3 separate regions of the Mus musculus genome follow, and regions 1 and 3 are each linked to region 2. The links are chromatin loops, found by intact Hi-C in ENCODE. Cell type or tissue: heart. All regions are shown on one strand.

Evidence for each region. Hi-C counts contacts between places; a loop is a spot of excess contacts. Peaks named below come from ENCODE experiments on the same cell type or tissue, not always from the same donor. Only the 100,000 strongest peaks of a DNase experiment are listed, where the experiment ranks them.
Region 1: a loop joins it to region 2, with 3 times the contacts of the local background. A loop is called at or near these places in 17 of 42 quality-filtered maps.
Region 3: it touches region 2 in a loop (6-fold over the local background); 25 of 42 quality-filtered maps call a loop at or near these places.

What each region holds. Positions count from the first base shown.
Region 1 is chr11:102,335,763-102,343,762 of GRCm38, forward strand. No RefSeq gene overlaps it. Among named protein-coding and RNA genes, the nearest start is that of Ubtf, 21 kb to the left of the region's middle. In heart, a CTCF peak has its summit at 4,040 (motif pointing right); a DNase peak (open chromatin) is centred at 3,019.
Region 2 is chr11:102,403,313-102,411,312 of GRCm38, forward strand. Slc25a39 (solute carrier family 25, member 39) reads right to left here and starts at 4,205. Exons shown (of 12, transcript NM_026542.3): 1 at 4,078-4,205; 2 at 3,243-3,342; 3 at 3,050-3,109; 4 at 2,894-2,938; 5 at 2,381-2,514; 6 at 1,700-1,767; 7 at 1,483-1,607; 8 at 1,140-1,313; 9 at 719-828; 10 at 479-560; 11 at 321-401; 12 at 1-223. The coding sequence starts at 3,327. The coding sequence ends at 108. Mir6930 (microRNA 6930) reads right to left here and starts at 1,675; the gene lies at 1,608-1,675. In heart, a CTCF peak has its summit at 4,634; DNase peaks (open chromatin) are centred at 2,525, 2,945, 4,179, 5,319 and 2 weaker places; H3K4me3 peaks cover 4,363 bases; H3K27ac peaks cover 3,931 bases; H3K27me3 peaks cover 341 bases.
Region 3 is chr11:102,315,992-102,323,991 of GRCm38, forward strand. Ubtf (upstream binding transcription factor, RNA polymerase I) reads right to left here and starts at 3,105. Exons shown (of 21, transcript NM_011551.7): 1 at 2,857-3,105; 2 at 358-482. The coding sequence starts at 415. In heart, CTCF peaks have their summits at 694, 1,406 and 4,887; DNase peaks (open chromatin) are centred at 950, 2,110, 3,510, 4,390 and 3 weaker places; H3K4me3 peaks cover 5,113 bases; H3K27ac peaks cover 5,206 bases.

The sequences.
Region 1 (8,000 bases), 68 kb before region 2:
CTTATCCTTTTATGGTCCTTGGGATACTTACCAGTGCCTTCTCTTGGACTTTTTTTTTTCTTTGTCAGTTTTTCTTACTGGTTCCCACACACACATACCAAAGAACTAACTTTGGATTTTATTTTATTATTGATCTTTCTCTATAGCTTTGCCTAATCAATTTCATTAGTTCTATTTTTTATTACTTTGTGTGTGTGTGTCTGTCTGTGTGTGTGTGTGTGTGTGTGTGTGTGTGTGTGTGTGTGTGTGTGAGAGAGAGAGAGAGAGAGAGAGAGAGAGAGAGGTAGATAAAGGGTCTCAAAATGTAGCCCTGGCTGGCTTGATTCATCCTACAGAGATCTCTGCTTCCCAACGGCTAGATTAAAGGTGTACACTATTTTATCAGGCTGACATGCCACCACCCTCTCCCTCTCCCTCTCCCCCTCCCCCCCCCATCTCTCCCTCTCTTCATCTCTCCTTGCCCCCACTCCATCTCATCTCACCTCACACTATAGTCCAATCTTGCCTGGGACTTACTGGACAGTCCAGGCTGGCCTCTAACTCTGGCTCTTCTCATGTCTCATTCTCCTGGCATTGGCCAAGCTATGCCCTCAAAATATTTCGTAGCTTCACTTATGGTGCCAGCTTTGGTTTAAGTGCTTTTCAGGGACATATCCCTGGGCCAGGCAGATGACTCAGCAAGTAAAGTATAGGGCAGAAAACTCCAGATGCTGAGTTCCACTCCAGAATTCATGTAATGATAGAAGGGAGAATTGACCCCACAAAGCTGTCCTCAGACACACAGACCTGTACTGTGACTCACACACATTTTCAGGCATGTAATAACAACAACAACAACAACAATAATAATAATAACAATAATAATACATTTAAAAGAATGCATTATTTAGCTTCCAGATCTTTGGCTTTTGCCTGTGGGTCCGGTCCCCCAGGCTGGCCTCAAACTCACAGGGATCCACCTGTCACTGTCTCCCAAGTGCTGGGATTAAAAACATGTATACCGCTGGGTGTGGTGGCGCATGCCTTTATCCCAGCACTTGGGAGGCAGAGGCAGGCAGATTTCTGAGTTCGTGGCCAGCCTGGTCTACAAAGTGAGTTCTATCTAGGATAGCCAAGGCTATACAGAGAAACCCTGTCTCAAAAAACCAAAACCAACCAACCAAACAAACAAACACCATGTATATCAGTGTTGGTTGAATTTGCTAAGTTTTGTTTTGTGGCCCAGAATGTGGCTCACTGTGGTGAGAGATACAAGTGCAGTTGAAGATGCACTTTTTGGGGGGGGGGTTCTAGACAGGGTTTCTCTGTATAGCCCTTGCTGTCCTAGAACTCACTCTGGGTTCGGTTCCTAGCTCGGCATAAACCTAGGCACAGTGGCAAACATTTGCAATTCTGATGCTCCAAAGAAGAGACAGGAGGACTGGATTATGGTCACTCTTGGCTTCATTGCGAGTTCAAAGCCACCTTGGGTTATGTAAGATCATATTTAAAAAAATTTTTTTGAAGTGATTGTAAAGCTGAGTGTTGACGCACATACCTGGAAACTCAGCCACAGAGAGAGAGAAAGAGAGAGAGACTAAGACAGGATGACCATGAGCCCAAGGTCAGTACAAGCTATATACACCCTGTTTCAAAGAGCAAGTTATATCAGTCCTCAAACTTGGGGTACATAGAGCTGTTTCTTCTTTCTGTTCCATCTGTTTTAGATGTTTGAGGCTGTATTTAAAAATTATGGGGCTGGAGAGATGGCTCAGTGGTTAAGAGCAATGATTGCTCTTCCAAAGGTCCGGAGTCCAATTCCCGGCAACCACATGGGGGCTCACAATTGTCCGTAATGAGACCTAATGCCCTCTTCTAGTATGTGTCTGAAGACAGCTACAGTGTATGCATATACATAGAATACATAAACCCTTTTTAAAAATCATGTATGCTAGCCCAGAGTGATGGCGCATGCCTTTAATCACAGTACTCCCGAGGCAGAGGAAGGTAGATCTCTGAGTCTGAGGCTAGCCTGGTTTACTGAGTGAGTTCCAGCACAGCCAGGAATACACAGAAAAACTGTCTTGAAAAAACAAATAAACAAATTACAGATGCTAAACTGGGTGTGGTAGTTCACACCACACCTGTAATCCCAGCTCACAGGAGATAGAAGCAGGAAGATCCTGAGTTCAAGGTCTTCTTTAGTGACCTGTGGAATTTGTATGGTAAAATGTCTGAATCCAGCTCTGGGTTTAAAAACCTACCCAAACCCACCAATCCCCACCCTGGAAATCTCCACCCTGGAGAACACCCTTCCCTCCAGAAACCTTGTATACCGCCTGCTTCTTGCTTTGTTCTGTGTGGCTTTTCACCCCTGCAGAGGTGTCCACCCTCTTGTATCTCTCCCAATAAATCTCTTGCTTAAGGTGTGTTGTGCAGAGTGACTTTGTGGCATTCCTTGGAGCCTGACCTTTCCCTTCAGAGTTGTATCTCCTGCAACTGGGGAAACCTTCCCCTAGGGGTTGTAACACTTTCATTAGGGACAATTTCCCCCTGAGCTATAAACACTTCCACCAGGCAAGTCTTTCCTCTCTGAGTTGAAACAATTTACAGAGTTCTAGGCCAGCTGGGCTATGAGAGACCTCATCTCTAAATAAGTAAATAAACATAAAATGTAAGTCTGCACCATTAAAATAGATACAAATTATATTGTTCATGTAAATAAAACTTGGAGGGCTATCCTAAATTATTAACTTATCTTCCTGTGGATTCTCTCTCTCTTTTTTTTTTTTAAAAAAACAGTAAATCTACAATTTTAAGTGTTTTGCAAGATACACAGAAAAGGCTTGAAGTAGTTAGAGCTTTAAGGAAATGAGCAATGGGCACAAGACTGTGAACATGTCCCCTAGTTGGCAAGGAATTCTCTGGTCCTTTTTGGAAAGCTACCCACTTAACGCTCCTGCCAAGCTCCCACCACGCCTGCAGCTCCACCCCCAACCTCTATGGTTTACCAGCCCTTCCTTCCTCACCTCCTGTCAGCTGGCTGTGGGCCCAGGGACTTGAGAATGAGACAATGTTCTGAGGTCACCATGTGGACTGCCAGCCCAGCAGGTTTTCCATGATGTCACTTGACTTTGCTGAACAAATGTCACCATTTTTTTTTTTTTTTAATGTTCCTGATGCTTCTCAGATACGTTCTTTTTGTTTGATTGCACTGTATTTTGAGACAGGGTATCACACAGCACAGACTGGCCTGAAACTCACTGTGTAGCAGAGGAAGTCCTTGAATATCTGATCTGCTTGCCTCTACCTCCCCGGTGTGAGCCATCAGGTCTGGTTGGTATGTGGTGCTGGGGACTGAACTCAAGGCTTTGTGCTTATGTCTAGCTCTATTTTGCTTTTGTTTTGAGCTGATTTTTGTAGCCTAGGCTAGCCTTAAATTTGCTACATGGCTAAAGATGACTTTGACCAGGTCCTCCTGCCGCGTGCTGGATTACAGACTTCCGTCCGTCATGAATGCTCTTTTCAGAACAGACTTTCCACATCCATCATTATAGGTACAACTCTTACTTGTCTCTCAGATGATGGATTAAACGCCTCTGCTGCCCAGGAGCTGGCCTAATGCCAGCCTTCCGTGCTGTTTCCTCTCTGCACAGTGTTCCTCTCTTGTGTGGAGTACCTGGCACCATGCCCCTCACAGGTGTTCTGAGGGCCTGCCTGCCTCTGCAAGAGGCTCAGTAGTGTGCAGAGATTCTCAGTTTGTCTCCTTCACGGAGCTCCTAAAGTGGATCGATCGCCTTAATCTCGTCATTCCACAGGTCGAGCATTTGTACCAAAGGGTCAGTAGAAAAATGCTCACCTGGTGTTCTCAAGGGCCTGGGTTTGATCATGGGGGGTGGGGGGGAAGCTTGCAAAAGACTTCCTACAAGCTCAGTCAAGCCTAAAAGCTTCCTCTGGTCATTCTTTTTGTTTTTCTTTAAAGACATTTTAAATGTAAATGTATGTACCTTCAGTTGGCATTTGTCTGTGCACCAGTGCATGCAGTGCCTGAGGAGGCCAGAAGAGGGCGTTGGGTCCCCTAAAACTGGAGTTGCAGATGGTTGTGAGCTACCGTGTCGGTTCTGAGAACTGAACCTAGGTCCTCCAGAAGAGTGAGCAGTGTTCTAACCGCTGAGCCATCTCTCCAGCCCCTTTGGCCATTCCTGACATTCCAGTTTCCTCAAACACTACCTGGCTTTCTATGACTTATATTAACTTCTATGCAAAAGAATTACTCTGAATATAAATGTAAACAGCGGGCTGGCGAGATGGCTCAGTGGGTAAGAGCACCCGACTGCTCTTCCCAAGGTCCAGAGTTCAAATCCCAGCAACCACATGGTGGCTCACAACCATCCGTAACGAGATCTGACTCCCTCTTCTGGAGTGTCTGAAGACAGCTACAGTGTACTTACATATAATCAATAAATAAATCTTTAAAAATAAAATAAAATAAATGTAAACAGCAAGTTAATCTGCGGCTGTATTTATTTACCTTATGCTAATCCCAATAACTTCACAGAGAAACCAAGATTTATTTAAAACTGCACCTCCATAGCTGAACAGTTAAATGGTGTACCTTAAACTTCTATGCCAGCTACCTCCCGGCCCCTGATACTTGCATATCACTATCGATCGATCTGGCTCTTCAGACCGCTTCCTCATGGCTCCAAATCCTCCATCCTCTTTGCTATCTGAATCTCCTTTTCTCCCCTTCACCTTCCTTTCACTAGAGGATGTCCCACCCTATTCTCTATTCTGCCCAGCCATTGAATGATCAACATTTATTGACAAGGCAGAGAATAATGGTAAGACTTGTTTACACAAACTTGAGACAGGGGACTCTTGCTATAAGCATTACAATGTTGTATCCAGATTGAAACAGGATATGAGTGCAGAGAAATCAGCATTTGAATAACCCAAAGATAAACTTTGCATTGTGTACTGGGGTTGAAATTTGTGTTCTGCTGGGCAGTGGTGGCACATGCCTTTAATCCCAGCACTTGGGAGGCAGGGGCAGGCAGATTTCTGAGTTTGAGGCCAGGAGACAGGGTATCACACATAGGAGAGGAAGAGGACAAGCGGAGAGAGAAGGATTAGGAAATTCCTGAATCTAATTTCTTTCCTTTTTTTTTTTTTTTTTAATTAGGTATTTTCCTCGTTTACATTTTCAATGCTATCCCAAAGGTCCCCCATACCCACCCCCCAATTTCTTTCCTTTTGTTTCTTCTTTGACCATGGCTACTGACAAACCACAACCACCCACTACTCTTTCAGGGCCCTAGACTATGCTTCTGCCAGAGCATCAGGCAAATCATGGTCAGCTGCTGCCAACAGTTCAAAGCAGCCCGGAATCCCTACACCTGGGATTAAAATGAAAGCAAACTCTTTAAAATACTTCTGTGGCTTTTTAGTATATGTGCTGTCGAAGTGAGCACATTTCTGTGGCTTTTTAAGAAACCAAAATTTCAGGCTTCTCGCTACAATCATATATCAAATGTCCTGCATATCAGATACTTCCATAACAGTATCATTACAATTTATAACAGTAGCAAAGTTTACACTATGATTCATACCAGTAGAAAAAGAATAAAGTAGCAACAAGGACAGTTTTATGGTTGAGGGCCATTACAACATGAGGAACTGTGTTTAAGGGTCATCGCCTTAGGAAGGGTGAGAACCACTGGTCCAATTGGCAGAGAAGAGTGGAGAATTTAGTGAGGCCCAGTCTCAGAATGGTGATGATGGTGATGATGATGTTGACCATGGTGATAATGTTAATGATAATGTTGATATTGATGGTGATGGTTGCTAATGATGATGAAAAAGAAGAATCGTGGTGGTACATACCTGAAATTCTAGCATTGTTTTTTTTTTCAAAATCTCTATTAACTATCTTGACACATTCAACTAGATGCTGTGAACTATAGCTCTTCTGTTGCTTATGAACTTATTAGTCAGTATATTCCCTAAATTTTCCTAGGTCTATAGTTATGCTTTTGTGATAAAACTAGTGATATTTTCTATTATCTTGAATCATATTTTATTAAAGGCATAAATATTTATGTGGTTCTCACTTATTGCATATATCATTTATATCTTCACTCAAATTCCAGCATTTAAGAGGCAGAGACAGGGGAACTGACAAGAGGTTTAGGCTAGCCTAGGCTAGTTCCAGTCAGGGCTACATTGTGAGACACTATCTCAAAAAAAAAAAAAAAAAAAAAAGAAGCCAGGCATGGCAGGCAGATTTCTGAGTCCAAGGCCAGCCTGGTCCACAAAGTGAGTTCCAGGACAACAGTCAGGGCTATACAGAGAAACCCTATCTTGAAAAACCAAAAAAAAAAAAAAAAAAAAAAAAAAAAGAGTGGCTAAAGATCTCATGACTAGTCTGGGACACATAGCAAGACTGAGGCTTTTAAAAATGCACTGATAAGAGCCGGGCATGGTGGTGCACGCCTTTAATCCCAGTGCTTGGGAGGCAGAGGCAGGCAGATATTCGAGTTCGAGGCCAGCCTGGTCTACAGAGTGAGTTCCAGGATGCCAGGGCTACCCAGAGAAACACTGTCTCAAAAAAAACAAATAAACAAACAAACAAACAATGCACTGATAAAATTCCATTGACTGAGCTGGCGGTGGTGGCACACGCTGGTGAAGGCAGAGACTAGTGGATCTCTGTCAGCTCATGGCCACCCATCTCTAGAGAAAGTTCCAAGACAACCAGGGCGACACAGAGAAACCCTGTCTTGAAAAACTAAACCAATCATTCAACCAAACAAACAAATCAAAACACAAAACCAAGATGACAAAGACAACAACCATGGCAGCTGGCAGCAGCAGCAGTGGTGGTGGTGGGGCAGGAGGAGGAGGAGGAGGAGGAGGAGGAGGAGGAGGAGGAGGAGGAGGAAAGTAAGGGGGCATTCCCCAAGGACATGCATTACAGATTTGCTTGTGGAGGTAGGGGAGGGTGATGACCCATAGAATATCGGATGGATGTTAAATCCACCGGCTGCTTACAGAGCATCAGGACTGGTTTTGAAGCAGAGCTGAGTGAGAAGAACCGACAGCCAGACAGAGTGACACACAAGCCTGTGGGACCCAAGCCTGTGATCCCAGTGCTCAGGAGTCTGAGACTGGAGGAGCGCTGTGGTTTAGAGGCCAGGCTGAGGGGTTCAGAAGCGATGCTTATGAGTGCTGTTCAGTGAGAGAGCACGCTGAAGGCCAGCCGTTAGATCCCCAGGAATGGCTTAAGAGAACAAAACCACACAGGAGTGTTAGCAAGCGTGTGTGCGCTCCGCCAGACACTCCAGGCTCATCGTGTCACTGCAACCCTCCATGATCCCATGAGGTGACGCTTATGACCTCGCCTTTGCAGAGGCATTAATTGAGCTCAGAGAGAGGCTGCATGTTCCAGGGCCCATTGAGTCTCCAGGCACAGAACAAGATTGCACTAGCCTGCTCTGATAAGTGTGTCCTTATTATGCCTTGATAACCTGCCTGGTGGTCTACTTTCCTGATGTGGGATAATTCTCTGTAATCTACTAACTGCTGTTTCTAGGCCTCAGGTCTCTTTCAGGCTCTTTGCTTTTGTAGCTAGCTCTGTATAAAGCAGCTTTAGGCCAAGAGCTCTTTTAAAGTGTTATTTTGCGCTGTTATTTCCTTCCTAGGTGGAGTTATTTTGTGCTCAGGTCTCATTACTATAGTCAGTTCCCATTGAGGTAGGGTTTGTACTTGAGGCAGAACTCTGTGAGTTCAAGGCCAGCCTGGTCTACAGAGTGAGTTCCAGGACAGCCAGGGCTACACAGAGAAACCCTGTCTAGAAAGAAAACAAAATAAAAAGGAGGAGGAGGAGAGGGAGGGAGGGAAGGAGGAAGAGAGAGAGAGAGAGAACTGGGGAGCTGTCTGAGCTGGTAAAGCGCTTACTGAGAAGCATAAGGAACTAAATTCAAGGCCCAGCACCCACATAAAAACTGGGTGTGGTGGCA
Region 2 (8,000 bases):
AGCAGGAATCCAGGTCTGAGGACAGCCTGGGTGACTGGACTGGGAGGGAAGGCACTTGGCTCAGTCTCCTGATCCCACCCGTGCAAGAGCCGGTTGCTCCCCGACTTTCAGCGGCCCAGAGGCTGCTCCTGGTTGAGCCTCTGGAAGAAGCTTTTGCCAAACTCGTAAGTGCTGATCATGATGGCACAGGAGGGTGCAGCCTTGATGATCCTGGGGAGGAAGCCTGTGATGGAAAGACAGACCACAGTGAGGGGTCCAGGTCCCCTCACACACACAGCATGGATATGTATCATATATGCAGTGCATTCACAGAGACAGACCTGCAAAGAGTCCCCTGGTGCCAGATTCAGCCCGGATTCTGCGAAGCAGGAGCCAGGTGGAGTCCACTCTGGGCGGCTTCACTGCAGATGCAAGGCCCGGCTCAGTAGGGCTCAGCTCAGGCCCCTGCCTGCCCTCTCCCCTCACCAGCCCAGCTTACCTCTCACAGCCTCCACCGCTCCCAGTGACATCTGTCGCTGTGTCTTCACCACATCGAAGGGTAGGGTAAGGGTGGCAGCCACCTGGTCAGGTGAGGACAGGGCTCAGCTCCATTCCCAAGCCCTGAGAGGGACTAACGCATCTCAAGGGCGGCTGAGGAAAGCACACAGGCTCCCTGGCAGGCATTGCAATGTTCTGTAGGTCACCTCTGGTGGCCCTACCCCCAGGGCAGTCAACTCACCATTCCTGAGATGCCACCGGCCACGAAGCTGATGCCCACCGATGTCTGGTCTTTTGGTCTCAGTCCGCTCAGCCAGCTCTTCACCAACTCGTAGTTGAACCAGTACAGAGCTTGAGAAGGAGATACACACTCATTAAATGGGGGGGGCAGGGAGGTGGGCTCCAGACTTCTCACCCCTCACCCCCACAGCCACACCATCCCAGGTGCAGGCTTGCCTGCTCTCAACCAGGTCCTCCTCACGACTTAGGTCAGGAAAACCTAGGCAAAACCCTAGGTCCCTGCTAGACCTGTCCTTATATAATGAGGGACCCAAGGTTCAGGGAAGTGATTATGACTTCACGGCCATTTTAGTAACGAAGGAGGGACTTGGTTAAACATTACCAAGAGCCCTTTACCCTAGGCCCTGACCCCGAGCGCCTACCTGAGAAGGGGACATCTCGAAGAGCTGTGGGACCCCAGCCCAGCCACAGAGAGCGCCAGCCACCCTGAGTCACCGCAGCTTGAACAGAGGAAGCCAGCTCACGGTATGACACATGCTGAGCCTGCAGCTTGGTCCGCACGAGCTCCAAGGGGCTGACAACTGTCACGGTGCCCACTAAGGAGGCGAGGGTTGGTAAGACAGCAGAAAGAGGTCAGGCCAAAGAGGTCATGCATTCAAACCCAGCTGCTGCCCCAGGGCCTGAGGGTTTAACATACTCCCCCACCCCCAGGCTAGCAAGAGGCTGGGACTGGGACCCAGAAGGTCAATGGTTAGTTGTGCTCACTTCGGGCGAGGGCACCAGCCACCATGGGTGCGTAGAGGTCAGAGGTCAAGGACTGACCACACAGGAAGGCCTTGAGTTGGTCGTAAGCAGTGAAGTAGATAGCAGTAGCTGGCACGGTCATCACCCTGGGAGTATGGAGAGGCCAGGAAAATCACTTAAGGGCTCCCAAACCTCTCAAGCACCCCCTTCCCTACCCAGCCATGACTAGGGTACTCACAGGGTGGCTGGGAGGCCGCTCCACAGGGTCCTAGTGCCCTCATGCCGCACAATCTTCACAAAGGCATCCTGACCAAGCCAGCAGGCAGCCCAGGGAAAGAAGACAGAGATGAACAAGGCCTGCGATGGACTGGCTCAGCCTCTGCCTAGAGTCTTGCTTGAGTCCTGAGAAGAGCCAGTTAGCTCTACACTCACACCCCACTCCACGCCCCCCAACTTGGTTCTAGGTGGACTCCTAGTCCACCCCTTAAACCTTAAGGAAGTGGATGGACGTTGGTGCTACACATCTTTAGTCTCAGCACTCGGGAGGTGGAGAAGGTGGATCTCTGGGAGCTTGAGGCCAGCCTGGTCTATTACAAGAAGAACCCTATCTACCACTACCCCCCACACACACACAAACCTAAACAAACAAACCACACAAACCCCCACCCCCACCCCCAAAACCACAAAAAGCAAAGAACAAAACAATTCCATAGTAAAGAACTTTACTAGTGTGTATTACGCTATTAGGTCCTGTTTTTGATTCTCAGCATCAGGACCAAAAAGCTTTCTGAAGGAACAGCCTCCCAGGTAAGCCCTTCCTACACTGAACAACCACCCCATTTGCTTTCCATTCCCCACACCGGCAGCCTAGCCAAATCCAAATCGAGTCCCTCAGAGACACATTGATTCTGCTCCTTACCAAGGTGCCAGTGAACCGTGTGGGGTCCTGAAACCAGGTGGCACAGCGGGTACCATTTGGGCACAGGTACAGGGGCTCCAGGACTCCATTGCAGTATAGGAGGCACTTCCCTGGGGACTGTAGAGCGGAGGATGCTGGGAAAGGGAACGGACATTAGGGTGGAAGGGCCTGGAGCCTTGCTGGGTGACATAGCTGGGTCAATATGTGGCTATTCCAGTGTCAGAAAGCTGACTAATGTGGCCTCAAAGTATGGGGGGGCAGGAGGGGATCTCGAGAGAGGGTTTCTCTGTGTAGCCCTGGCTGTCCTGGAACTCACTCCATAGACCAGGCTGGCCTCAAACTCAGAAATCCGCCTGCCTCTGCTTCCCAAGTGGGACATTAAAGGTGCGCACCGTGCACCACCACTGCTGGGCTCATGTACTACTCTATGATCATGGGTAACCCAGGTACTCGAGGGATACTCAACACTTCTTCCCTGGGCCCTCCCAAGGGCCTGGGGCTTGGGGCACTCACATTTGGTGTAGGAGAGACTCCAGAATCTGGAGGGAGTTGTCAATTCTGAAACACAAAGGTCAGCCCTGGTGGTCAGGAATGCAGCCTCCCCCACTAGAACCCCATCTCTGGGAAATCCTTATTTTGTCAGGCAGCTCGCCTTGATCTGGTACTCACCGCTGGTTGCCGAGGGTCTCTGAGACTGAAGGCGGACCTTCACCACATCCAGGGGTGTCACTGGGGAAGGAGGTAGGTCTGAAGGTTCCTTCAGGACACCACTCACCCTCTTCTTTATCAGAACCAAACTGCCTCCAACCTTTAGCCCACATTAACCCCCAGCTGCCCCATCCCCCATCTCCCCAGGTCTTACTGAAGAGGGAGGTGACCACAGCCCCGGCTCCTGAGGCCACCATTTGCTGAAGGGGGCTAATGCCCCCAGGGTCCTGATCATCCATCTTGGAATTTCAATCCTGAAAACACACACCACAGTCAAATGGAGCTTACCCCCTGACAAGGCAGGCCTGAGTGGGGGGAGTGGGGAGCAAGCATGAGCTAAGGTGCTCTGGGACTTTAACGACAGCGCACTCAGGTCTCATCCAGAGTTTGCCTCTATAATCTTTAAAATCTAGAAATGTGCTCACTTTGCCGAGGGGAAAACTAAGGCTCAAAGGTTGCTGTGACCTTCAAGGTTACGTCATTCGTTTGGAAAGAAGCTAGAATAGCCGTCGGCCAAAGACAGTGATGGCTATTTTCTCAGCCACATGCTCCTCCAGACCAGAGGCCGAAAGATCAAACACCTGAGCCCCTCCACCCAACATCTGGGCGGACACATGAGCGCCCCGGGCGAGGAGAGGTCGAGTCGGGCACCGAGAGAAACGTGTAAACAAATCTGCTGATAGAGGAAGGTCCACCTTCCTTCCCAAGATTGCTGGCCCTCCCCCACACTGCCTGCCTGGGGCCAGAGAGGACAGGCCGTGAGGCCTGGATGGCAGGACATTCTCTGTCTGCCTCCTCTCTCTCTTAAACACAAGCCGCGGAGATGGAAGCAGAGACCTAGTAACAAACCCTTTCACCGAGACTCGGCCGCACTCCATGCCCAGGCCCAGTAAAGGGGTTCACGGAGAGGCCCACCCCCTTCCCGCGGCCTCGATTCCCCTCCCAGCCGGGGACCCTCGGAGAACCCACTCCAGCCCAGGCCCGCCCACCTGGCTCGGAGCCGGTCCTTGCGCCGCGCCACGCCAGGGGCCTGGCGGGCCCATAGCGGCTCCGCGGCCGGTGCAGGGTCCGCGCGTGCCCGCTTCGCACAGCGGCCGCCCGGGAGAGCGGTGAGACCGGCTCCGCCCCCAGAAGGCGAAGCCCCGCCCCGTGGCCGACCGGCCGCGCGCACGGAGTGCAACGAGCTCCGCCCACTCGCGGCCCTCCTCCCACCCCCCCAGTTCCGCCCTTGCGCCGCGGCCGCGTGGGCGGGTCGCCGCGGCCCCGCGCTCCTTGCGGCCGGCAGGTCAAGGTCGCCGACTGGACGGCGCTTGCACCCGGCTCCAGTAGCTCTCCTCTGCCCACGCCCTGCAGGAGTGTTGTCCGGGGAGTCCAGACCTGCGATCGCTGGAACTTTCCTGACCGCTTGGGTATTGCTGCTCCGCGTCCTTTTACGAGGCAGCTGCCGCGAGGGTCGGTTCTTCAAGGTCATCAGAGTGTGGGACAGCAATGGCAAACATCTGCCCACTTAGCTCCGTGGCGGGAGTTTACGATTTATGGCGAGCCTGTTGGCTGGAATCACCATCCTCTTTTACGGATGATGAAACGGGGTTGCAACCCCAGAACGCTTTATGACCTGCAGGGCAGCCTTGTCAGCCGACCTGCAACCTGGGCTAGACGTGGTGTGGCCCTGGGCAAATTTACAGGACCTCTTTGGGCCGAGGACACAGAGAACGTAGAGCAAGAAAGAAAACCAGTGTTTCGCGACAGATCTTAGACTGTTACCACTTTTAATACTTAGAAGTTTTTTGTTTCTTTCCCCCAAGACGATCTACGTAACCTTTGCTGGCATAGTTTCCAATGTAGGCCAGAAATGGCCTCTACCAAAACTTTTCATAGTAGGTAATTACAGACGTAGGTACCCCCATTTTACAGAAAATGAAATGGACTCAAGTTAAAACTTTTGCCGCTGCCTTCCCCGGTGGGCTTGCAAACAGCGCTGTTTCCGCACCAGCTCAGTACCCGGCACCCCACCGCCCGCCTCGCCTCTAAGACTTCCAAGCTAAAACGGTGTTAACAGAAACTGGAACACGCGGTGTGAGGCTGCACCTTTAAGAAGAAAAGGCCGCGGCTTTGACGTCACTACCGTCTCCGCCCCTCAGTCCCCAACTGGTTGCAGACCGCGCTGGAGCCGCCCAGCCAGCCCAGCTAGCACGTGGATTCCAAGTGGCCAACCATAACTTTACCCTGAGAAAACCCTTTCGGCATTTCCATGGCTCGGATCCTCCAGCTTTGGGGGCGGAGTGAGAGCAAACGGGTAGTTAGGAAAGCAGCCAATGATCAAAAGGCCCGGGCAGTCGGTTGGCCGTGAGGCAGAGGCGGCAGGAGAGTCACGAGTGAAGTGTCGCTTGTGCTGCCCTGTCCTATCCTGTGTCCTCTCACCCCAAACCTGGCTTAAAAGTAACACAAAAGCTGGGCATGGTGGCGCACGCCTTTAATCCCAGCACTTGGGAGGCAGTGGCAGACGGATTTCTGAGCTCGAGGCCAGCCTGGTCTACAAAGTGAGTTCCAGGACAGCCAGGGCTATATAGAGAAACCTTGTCTCGAAAAACCAAAAAAAAAAAAAAAAAAAAGGTAACACAAAAGTCGTTTCATAAGCTGTCGGTTCAGTTGGGAATCCAGCGCCTGCTAAGGCCATTTCAACCTCAAAGTTAATGTTTTACCACGTTTCTGAGCAGAGATGATTTTTCTATTCTGTAGAGAAGAAAACTGAAGGCCCTGTGTATAATCTCTTCTCTCCCCCTCTCTCTCTCCCTCTCTCCCTCCCTCCCTTTCTTGTTTATGATTTGGGGTTTGGCTTTATTTTCTGTTTGTTTTGAAGCAGTGACTCATAGCCCAGGCTAACCCGAAACTCCATGTTTAGGCAAGAATTACTTCGAACTCCTGCCTCCCAGATGCTGGGATTACAGGCATGAAAGACCATAACCAGCGGTAATTAATTCTTTGCCCACCCCTTACCCCAACTTCCAGTTTATAGATGAGAAAAGAGTCCCCTGAAGTCACTCAAAAGATCCTATTTGCTCTCAATGAGGTCACTGCCTCAGCAACATGACTCCCAGTGTCTGTCCGAGGCCATCTGCAGTCTGTAGGAATGTCCGGAGTAACGAGGTTACTAGAACTACAGACCTGGAGGAAGCAGTGAGTTTCCAGGGGCCCTGGAGGCAGCTTGTGGCCATCATACAGATAAAAAGGCCCAAGCAATCACTTCTCACTGAGACTTCTGAGAACGGAGCAGCAGATGGAATGAACTGGTATCAAAGCTGGCCTGGCCAGGAGCTCGAGCAGGGCAAGCCCCAGGGAGGGCAGGAGCTGGGAGACCTCCAGCTTGCATCCCCAAAGCCTGTGGAAACATTTCCAGGTAGAGGCAGAACTTCAATCCAATATCAAGATCTAAGCAACAACTCTCTGTCTAAGGCCAACACTGTCACCATCTAGCGGGACTTTCCAGAGGCAAAGAGCCAGAGCCTCTGTCCAGCCACTGAATCCCCCCCCCACCCCCCAAGAGAAATCCAAAGTTCAGACCCAGGGAGGGCTGACCAGTGGAACCAGGAAGGGGAGGGCAGCAAAGCCACAGAGAAATGGGAGAAAAGGGGCCTCTGTGACGTGGAGAGCAGAGGCCACAAGCACTCGTTTTTTTGTTTTTGTTTTTTTGGTGTTTTGAGACAGGTTCTCACTATGTAGCTATTGGCTGTCCAGGAATTCACTATATGCACCAGGCTGGCCTTGAACTCCCAGAGATCCACCCACATCTGTCTCCCAAGTGCTGGGGTTAGAGGTGTGTGCCAGCATCCTTGATCTTAAGCCACACACACTGGGTTGTTTAGGAGCAAATGAATCTAAAGTCTCAAATGGTGAGGGGGGGAGGGGAGGGGGAGGGCAGAGCAAGAATACCAGAGCTAACTTTGGTATATTGGGGCTCATTTTTTTTAAACTTTCATTCTTTTTTTTTTTTTTAAGGTTTCTTTATTATCTGTAAGTACACCATAGCTGTCTTCAGACACACCAGAAGAGGGAATCAGATCTTGTTACGGATGGTTGTGAGCCATCATGTGGTTGCTGAATTTGAACTCAGGACCTTTGGAAGAACAGTCAGGGGCTGGTGAGATGGCTCAATGGGTAAGAGCACCCGACTGCTCTTCTGAAGGTCCGGAGTTCAAATCCCAGCAACCACATGGTGGCTCACAACCATCTGTAACAGGATCTGATGCCCTCTTCTGGAGTGTCTGAAGATAGCTACAGTGTACTTACATATAATAAATAAATCCTTTAAAAAAAAAAAAAAAAAAAGAACAGTCAATGCTCTTAACCACTGAGCCATCTCTCCAGCACCTCATTGTCTCTCTCTCTCTCTTTTTTGTTTTTGTTTTTTGAGACTGGGTTTCTCTGTATAGCCCTGGCTGGTCCTGGAACTCACTCTGTAAACCAGGCTGGCCTCGAACTCAGAAATCTGCCTGCCTCTGTCTCCCAAGTGCTGGGAGGTGTGCGTCACCACTGCCCAGCCTAAATGCAATATCTTATATGTAGACTTAGAATTAGTATAAAGTTGATTTTGTTTATTTTATCTTACTTTATTTTGAGAGAGGGGAGGGCATCGCAATAGGTAGACTAGGCTAGCCTAGAAGTCACTTTGCTGACCAGGTCAGCCTTGAGCTCTCAGAGGATCCATCTGAGTGCTAGAATCAAATGCATGCTCCACAATGCATGCTCCACCATGTCCAGCCCCAAAGGATGCCTCTGTCTTCAAACGTAAGGCAAATGTTCACCTAAGGCTGTGTTTCAGTGTTCCAGCACGCACTTAGCACTCACAGGCCCTGGCTTCAATCCACAGCAAACAAACAAAACCAAAAAAATGTCATTATCTGGCTCAGCCCCA
Region 3 (8,000 bases), 87 kb before region 2:
TATAATTCCTAAGGCTTGGAGCCATAAACCACAATCCCCTTCCCTGTTTTCCACCTGCCTCTAGTGAAAATCTCCACTAAGGTGTGATACTTCAAGCTAAGAAACCAAGAAGGCTGGCTTCCAAGAGTCTTCCCTGTGACCCTCATTCATAGCAAGAGATCGTAAAGACTCAAGTTCTAAGCTCAAGGCCAAGTAATTTGGATTTGGCCAAACCCCCATGTGACAGATGCTTCACTTTCTAAGACTTAAGACTGTCTGCCAGTGCACAGAACGAAGCCTGAGAGGAACCTTTTACAAGGCTGGAGAGCTCGTGTGTGAAAAAAGACAAGTTTGAAAAGAGAAGCTGGGGACCCATACCTTGGCCTTTGGGGGCGGCCATTTCCAGGTCTGTGGGACAGTCCGCTTCTCCGTTCATTCTCCAGCTGTCCAGCCACCTCCTCGGTCGCGCTGGCCGGGCCACCCGGGGTCAAAGCCACCTCACCCTTTTGAAGAGACACCAAACCCACTTAAGGAGGCTGAGAGGAGGGGGGCTTTCTATCCCACCCCCTCACACATGGGAGGGGGCATAGGTCCACACTCTCAGCGAGACCCGAACAGGAGGCTCATAGACTTCATCAGTGGGTGCAGGAGTGAGCCCCACTCTTCTCTACCCCAGCCCCCAGAGCCAGGCGGTGCCGCATGCGCCCTCCCCTGCCCACGCGAGAGACTGCTCCCAGCTCCCGCGTGCAGCTAGCTCCCGCCCTCCGGCCTCCTTCCCCCACCCGGGCAAAAAAAAAAAAAAAAAATTCTCCTCCTCCTCCTCCTCGGTGAGCGCCCGCCCCGGGGAGGCCCCAGGCTGGAGGGCGGGGGAGGAAGGGCGGGTAAAGGGCGCGCGCGGGCATGGAAGCGGGCACGCGCCTCAGTCTCCTCCTCCCGCTTTTCCCCGGCCGGTTCCCCCCGCCTCCGCAACCCGGCGGGGACCCGGACGCCGCGCAGCCGCCGCCAGCCCGGGAGCGCAGCGGCCGGACCGCCCCCGGGGACTAGATCTGGATTCCCGCTGCTACCCCCCTCCCGACCTCCCAACGCGGTCCCCGCCTGTCCGGGCAGGCGAGCAGTCGGAGAAGCGGCCTAGCTTGTCCCCCGTCCCCGAACCACCCGGGGCCGGAGACGCCGCCGCCACCACCCAGCCACCCCAACACGCACGGAAGAAACCCGGCGCAGAGGCGCGACCGCGGCGGGAACGGCCGCCTCCTCCCCGAGCCTGCGGCCCAGCCCTGCCGGCGCCCCCGCCCCGGCCTCCGGGGAGCCGAGCCAAGCAGAGGGCGGGAGGACGGCGGCCGCGAGGCGGGGGCGCTTCGCTCACCGGCCCCGCCGCCCCCTCCGGCGGCCGGCGAGAACTGCGCCTGTCGGCCGGAGAAACGCGGGCTCCTCCACCCGGGGCCTCACTTGGGCCTCGCTTCCTGCCCTTCCTACCCCCGGCTCACGGCGCCCTTCCCCGTTCCCTGATCATCTTGTCTACAGTTCTCCCGGTATCGCCACTCGGCGTCTACCGCAGCCGCGGCTCGCTCCCTAGCCCCGGCCCCGGCGCACGTCCTCCGCCGCCTCGGTTACCCGGCGCAGCGCGGCCTCTGAGCTCCCCGCTCCGGCGGCTCCCTTCTCGGCTCTGAGCGCGGCGCCCTCCCCCGCTCGGCCGGGCACAGCCGCAACTCCCTCCCGCGGCGGCAGCGGCTCCTCCTCCGGGCGCGGCGGCGGCGCTGGGGCGGCGGCTGCTGCTGCTGCTGTGGCGGCGGCGGCTGTGGCTGCTGCCTGCTGCTCCTCGCGGCGAAAAGCACAAAGCACAGCGCCCTCCGCCTGCAGGCAGCCCGCCCGCCCGCCCGCCGGCCCCGGCCTCAGCTCGCACACCCCCCGCCGCCGCAGCAGCCTCCGCCGCCGGAGCGGGGAGGAGGGAGAAGGGAGGAGGAGGAGCGGGAGGGGGGGCGGGAGAAGCGGGGCAGCGAGCGCGTCCTTCCCCGTAGAGCGCACACCGACCCCCGGGGAGCGAGCGCCAGCCCGCCCGCCTCGCCGGCTCCGCTCCCTCCCACAGCCTGCCCGGGCGGGCTCCGCGGGGGGCAGCTGGGAGGAGGGGCGGGCGCTGGGGGGACCCGGGCGGCCGAGGCGGAGGCAAGGAAGGAGGGGAGGGGGGTGGTGGTAGTGGCGGCGGCGGCTGCTGCTGTTGCTGCCGCCGGGGAAGGGGGGGGCCGGGACAGGGAAGACACGCAGCCGCCCGGATGGCGGCGGGGCTGCGAGCCGAGGCGGGCGAGCAAGCGGGCGGCTAAAGCGACCTCGCCAGCCCCGCGGGGGAACTAGCAGGCTTGGCCGGCGCGGGAGGAAGGGAGGGCCGAGGTGCGGCGGTGGAGAGGGTGGCCGGCGAGCCTCGCGGGTGCCGGCAACCCTGCTCTGGAGCTCTCTTCCAGGCTCTCCCAGCTTAAGCTCGGTTTCCCGGCCTAGTCCTCATCTGCTCCTCTCTCCCGCCTCCGGGAGCGGGCTAGCGACCACCCTGGTCCCCGGAGCGTGGCTACCGGCTTGGGACTCACGCTCCCGGATCGCGGTGCGAGGTTTCGGCGCCTACCTCTCGGTTCCCTTATGCTCCGCAGAACACCCGTGAAACTTAAAATATATATTCTTAGTCCCCTAAACAACAAAAACCTCTCCCGTCCCTCCTCACACCCGGGAATCGGCCAGGAGCTGCCGACCCCAGCGGAAGAGTCACTCTGGGAGCCGGTTCAATCCAGCCCGGCATGGCTATCCAGGCCTTCCCGGGCGCGTGGAGGACGGAGATTGGCGCCGCCAGAGAGCAACCCCTTTCCCCCGAAATCCGCGGCACCGAGGCTTACTTACCGAGCAAGTGGGTGCTAGTGAGGGCCGGGGGCGCCAGGCAGCACGGCAAGCGGAAGAGCCGAGCCGCAGCTCCGCAGCTGCCGGCGCCCGGGCAGCGAGTCTCCAGACAAAGCCCGAGATGGCGAAGCGGAGCGACGGCTAATGGCGAGCCCCACGCGCCGCGCTCCGCCCGCCCCGCTCCGCCCGCCCGCCCGCCCGCCTCGGCGCAGCGCAGCGCAGCGCCGCTCCGAGCGCTCGCCCGTCAGAGCCGCCTTGGCGCCGCCGCCTCCCGGGCCGCCCCGGCCTCGCCTGGCCCCTCCGCCTCCTCCGGGCGGCTCAGCCTCACCCCTTCCCTCCCACCGCTCGGGGGCTGCACGAAATTTTAAAAAAAGGAATAGTAAAAAAAAAAAAAAAAAATGTTTTTTGCTTTTTTTTTTTTTTCCAAGGCAGATGTTTTTCGACATTTAGCTCTTTTTTGGCTCCCAGCTCCCACTCACCTGCGGGGCCTCCGGCAGGGCTGGGGGCGGGGGTGCGCGGGGCTGGAGCCGCCGAGCGCGGGTTGAAAGCTAGCCAAGCTCTGCAGCGCCCGACCCGGGCGTGTACGCCGCCGCCAGTCCCCGCAGAGAAATCGTCCTCCTACCCCCGCCTCCATCGCTCTGCGTTTCTCTTCCAATCAGCCGGTCGCTTGGCGGCTCCTCCAGTCTCCGGCCAAGCCAGCTGCCTAGAGCGAGCTCCACTCCATCTGCTTGCCCGACTCCTCGCTCTCCTGTCGGGGCGGGCAAGGCAGCTTGAGGCCGGAGGGGGATCTGTGAGGGATCCTGCCTGCTCCCTCTCCCATTGCTCCATCCTTGCTGTCTCCTGCCTCCTCCTCTCCTGCGTTTTTCCAACTCTCCCCTGTCGCCACTGGTGTGTGTCTGTGTGCGCAGGTTTTCTCTCTCTCTCTTTTTTTTTTTTTTTTTATTGCTTTGCTTTTGCAACCCTGAAGCTAAAGCGGGATGGGGGCGAAGGGGAATGTTACAAAAAAGAAAAAGGGAAAAAAAAAAGCCTCCTAGGTTTGCAACGTATGAAAATACCCGGGAAGTACCCCGCCTCGTTTGGGTCTCGGTGCCCGGCGAGGGCCTTCCGGATTTCAGAGCCAGTCTTGGGTTGTTCTCGATGTCCCCCATCTTCACCGGCCGTATGATCCGAGGAGTTAAGAACAAAAAGTTCACCCCTGTGTCGTAGTAGGGTGTCAGTGGGAGTTGGGGAGGTTTTTCAAGAAGCAGCGGAACGGCCATCCCTTTACCCTGGGCTTCAGTAACTAGGCCGCGACCGGGGTAGGGGTTTAGAGCAAAATCCCAGCGCGTTTGTGCGAAAGAGCTGGAAGGGGGAAGTCGGAACCGGGAACGGAGCTTCGTGCGTCTCCCCCTCGGTCTCTGCTTCCAGTTGCCTGCAAGCTCCCCCTTTAATTTTTTTTTTTTCTCCTCCTTTCCTTTAATCTAATTTCTTCCAACTCCACCTTTGTTGTTACCGGCGTCACGCCTGGATCAGCCAATCCCCTTCTCGCAATCAGCTTGTCAAAAAGGCTTGGCCAGCCCTGAGAAAGCAGGCCGCGGGCGCTGTCCCCCCACCCCGGCGACGACGGGGAGCCCACAAGAGAGCTCCGCACCCCGGTTTAAGGCAGGATTTGAGCAGCCCGGCAACCACAGATCTAACCTCCCGTATTCCACCATCCAGCAAGTCTGGGGAGAAAAGGCCTGGGCGTGTGCCGCTTTTTAACCTCCCACTGCCATCGGTTCTAGTGGTCTTTACCTCCCCTGCTAGTGGGCTGAAGGGATATCAGGATTAGTTGTAGGGAGGCAGAAGGCAATGTGAAGGACGCTGGTTTCCACCAGGTCGGCCCACGCTTGGTTTGTGTCATCACTCCCCGGGACACGCCATGGCTCCTGGCTCCTCGGGCTGCCACAATAACACTGCTGTTGCTCACATCTCAGCCAGCTGGGTCGCACAGTCTCTTTGGACCATTTCTTGGCACACTGCCTTCTCCATCCACAGTTTCGTTGCTGGTGTAATTCCTCTTGTCTCCTGGGGAAAATGAGATTTCTTTCCCAGGATTTCCACATCCCACTCTGCCACGTTGCAGGAACAGATCTGCTGTGCTCAGCTTAGAAGCACCGCGTGTAGGAGAGGCAGATTGGCCGTGATAAAGAAGGGTAGCCTTCAAGGCCTCTTCCTTGGATGACCTACTGAAGAGTCTGTTCTTAAATTATTTTGTTTGTTTCGTTTGGATTTTTGAGACAGGGTTTTTCTGTGTAGCCTTGGCTCTCCTAGAGCTAGCTCTGTTTACCAGGCCAGCCTCGCACTTAACCCGAGATCTGCCTGCCTCTGCCTCCCAATTGCTGAGATTTTAATATTTTATTTTTTATTAAAGAGTCTATCCCCTTCGCTTGCTTTTACTCCCTTCCTCTCTTCCCTCTGTCCGTTTTCTCTCCATTCCCCCCACCGCCACATACCTAGATCTGCCTCTGGAATACAAAACATTTGGTGTTGGATCAAGCCCTCTCCCACCACACTAAAAAAGCAGAGCTTTTAAAGGGCTATTGATGTGTTTTGAAAAGGGTAAAGTAGATTTTTAATTTTATGTACATTGGTGTTCTGCCTGCATATACATTTGTGTTAGGATGGAGCTACAGACAGTTGTGAGCTGCCATGGCAGTGCTGGGAATTGAATCCCAGTCCTCCTGGAAAAGCAAGAGCTCTTAACTGCTGAACCACCTCTCTAGCTCCCACACCCCACCTTTTTGTTGTTGTTTTGTTTTGTTTTGTTTTTAGAGACAAGTTTTCTCTGTGTAGCCCTGGCTGTCCTGGAACTCACTCGGTAGACCAAGCTGGGCTCGAACTCAGAAATCCTCCTGCCTCTGCCTCCCAAGTGATGGGATTAAAGCCACCCCACCTCCTTAATATGGTGTGAGTTTGGACAAATTCTACCCTAACCAGATCCCATTTTCTATATGTGTATACTTATAGAATCCACTTCCTCATCAGGGATTGTGAGACGATGTATATAAAGCTTTATTCTCCACATAACTCACAATTAAAACCAAGAAAGATGCAAATGTTCCACGGTCAGATCTGAAGTACAGGTATTCTAGCACCGAGCCCTGAACTTCTTGGCTGGGCCAAGGGGCTTTTCGGTAAAGTGCTTTGGAAGAAAGCAGGATGAACATGAATCATAAGGATTATTATTATTGATTCCTTGGGCAGCAGAGATCATGGCTGGCACCTTCCCCACTTGGAAACTCTTCGGCTTCTTTGCCTTTGTTGGGTTTCTGGTGAGGTCATGAGTCTTAAGATGTGGGCTACCAGCCCCAGAGTGAGAGAACCTGCCCTTAGCCCTTAGTCTTTGCCCCTTTCCCTTTCATCCAGCTTTGTCCCCCCTCTTCCCAGCTTCCTGGCAGCTGCCTTGAAGCAGAGCCTTCACACTCTGTAACCCCAGCCTACGCCAGCGCCAGCGACAGAGCACAGCGACAACCCTCGCTGTGCGCCCTGCACTTGGTTGCAGCCCTTCTCTGAGTTGCCCAATCCAGACCCAGGCTCCTAGGAAATCCCCAGAGTTCTTTGAATGCTTTAAGCAAAATGTAGTAGTCGAATTCTGTTATATGCCGGGCGGTAGTGGTGCACGCCTTTAATCCCAGCACTTGGGAGGCAGGGGCAGGTGGATTTCTGAGTTGGAGGCCAGCCTGGTCTACAAAGTGAGTTCCAGGACAGCCAGGGCTACACAGAGAAACCCTGTCTCAAAAAAAAAAAAGATTTCTGTTATACAAAAAAAAAAATCCATTGTATATGTGTCTATATCAGTGTGAGTGTATGTCATCAGAGGGTGTTGGGTCCCTTGAAACTGGAATTATTTTATATATATATGTGTGTGTGTGTGTGTGTGTGTGTGTATAATTTACCATCAAAAAGACAAAAATATCGAATATTTCCAGGATCTCAGAAGCTTGTACTGGTAATTTGGGCTACATCGCTTTGGTTCTCAGCCAGATGCACTGCACGTGTGCCCTTGCAGGAGCTATCTAGATTTGAGAATGGGAAACACACATACGCCAGTTAATTTTAAAATGCCTTGCCTACCTCAAAGGCTGGACACTCCTAAACCTTCCCCCTGCTACCTCAGGCCCAATTGGGAAGGTAGCCAGTGGCCACTCACCCGAATTCTCACATGGCTGGTTGGCTTTCCCTCCTGAAGCTCCTACGTCCCATCCTTCTCCCCTGAGTCATGGCACTTCTCCATCTCTCCTCTTGTCTTCGGCACCCCAGCCTTAGCAAATCTAATGATCCCATCCCATCTATTGGCCACTGGCATCTTTATTGATCGATCAAAAACCGGTTGAGGGCAAGGAGCTTCGATGTATGTGCAAATTTCAAATTAAAGCAGTAGAACCAGTCTCCAACAGAAGCTCACTCAGCCAATACACCCCTCCAGACTCTTCAGCATTCTGAGTTCCATCGCCATAGCGATGGAACAATCTGCAGCTTGGTAGATTGCATATATTCCACTGTTAATGGATGTCTAGGTTGGATCCAGGGTCTGGGTATATGACAGTTTTTATTTATTAGGATTGTATGCTTACAGAATGGAAGGACCACAGCACTCCCGCCATGTGCACGTGGACTTCAGAGGACAACTTTGTGGAGTCAACTCCCTGCTTTCACTTTACCTCCAGAGGGCAAACTCAGGTTGTCAGACTTCCATTATTGAGAGACAAGAGTCTTCACCTGACTGAGCCACCTTGTTGCCCACCCCTCCTGGTTTTTATCATTGGGAATAAAGTAGCTTTGAATACGAATGCCTTTTGAAGTGTGTGGGATTTCTGCCTGCACCAGAGGATGTAAGTGTAGTGGGGGGTGGGAAGTGACTCAGCCAGTGAAGTGTTTACAGTGCAACCTGTGGGCCTGGATCCAGGTCCCAGGTGTGATCCTACACCTGGTACTGAGGGTGTAAGGGAAGAGGTTGGCAAAGATGGGTAATCAGTAGGGTCTAGCCAATCAGTGCTCTCTGGGTTCATCAAGAGACCCTGTCTATAAATAAATGAATGATATAGAGGGAAACATTCTGATATCGATTTCTGGTCTCCACACATACATATGCACTTGTGAACATGAGACACACACACACATATATA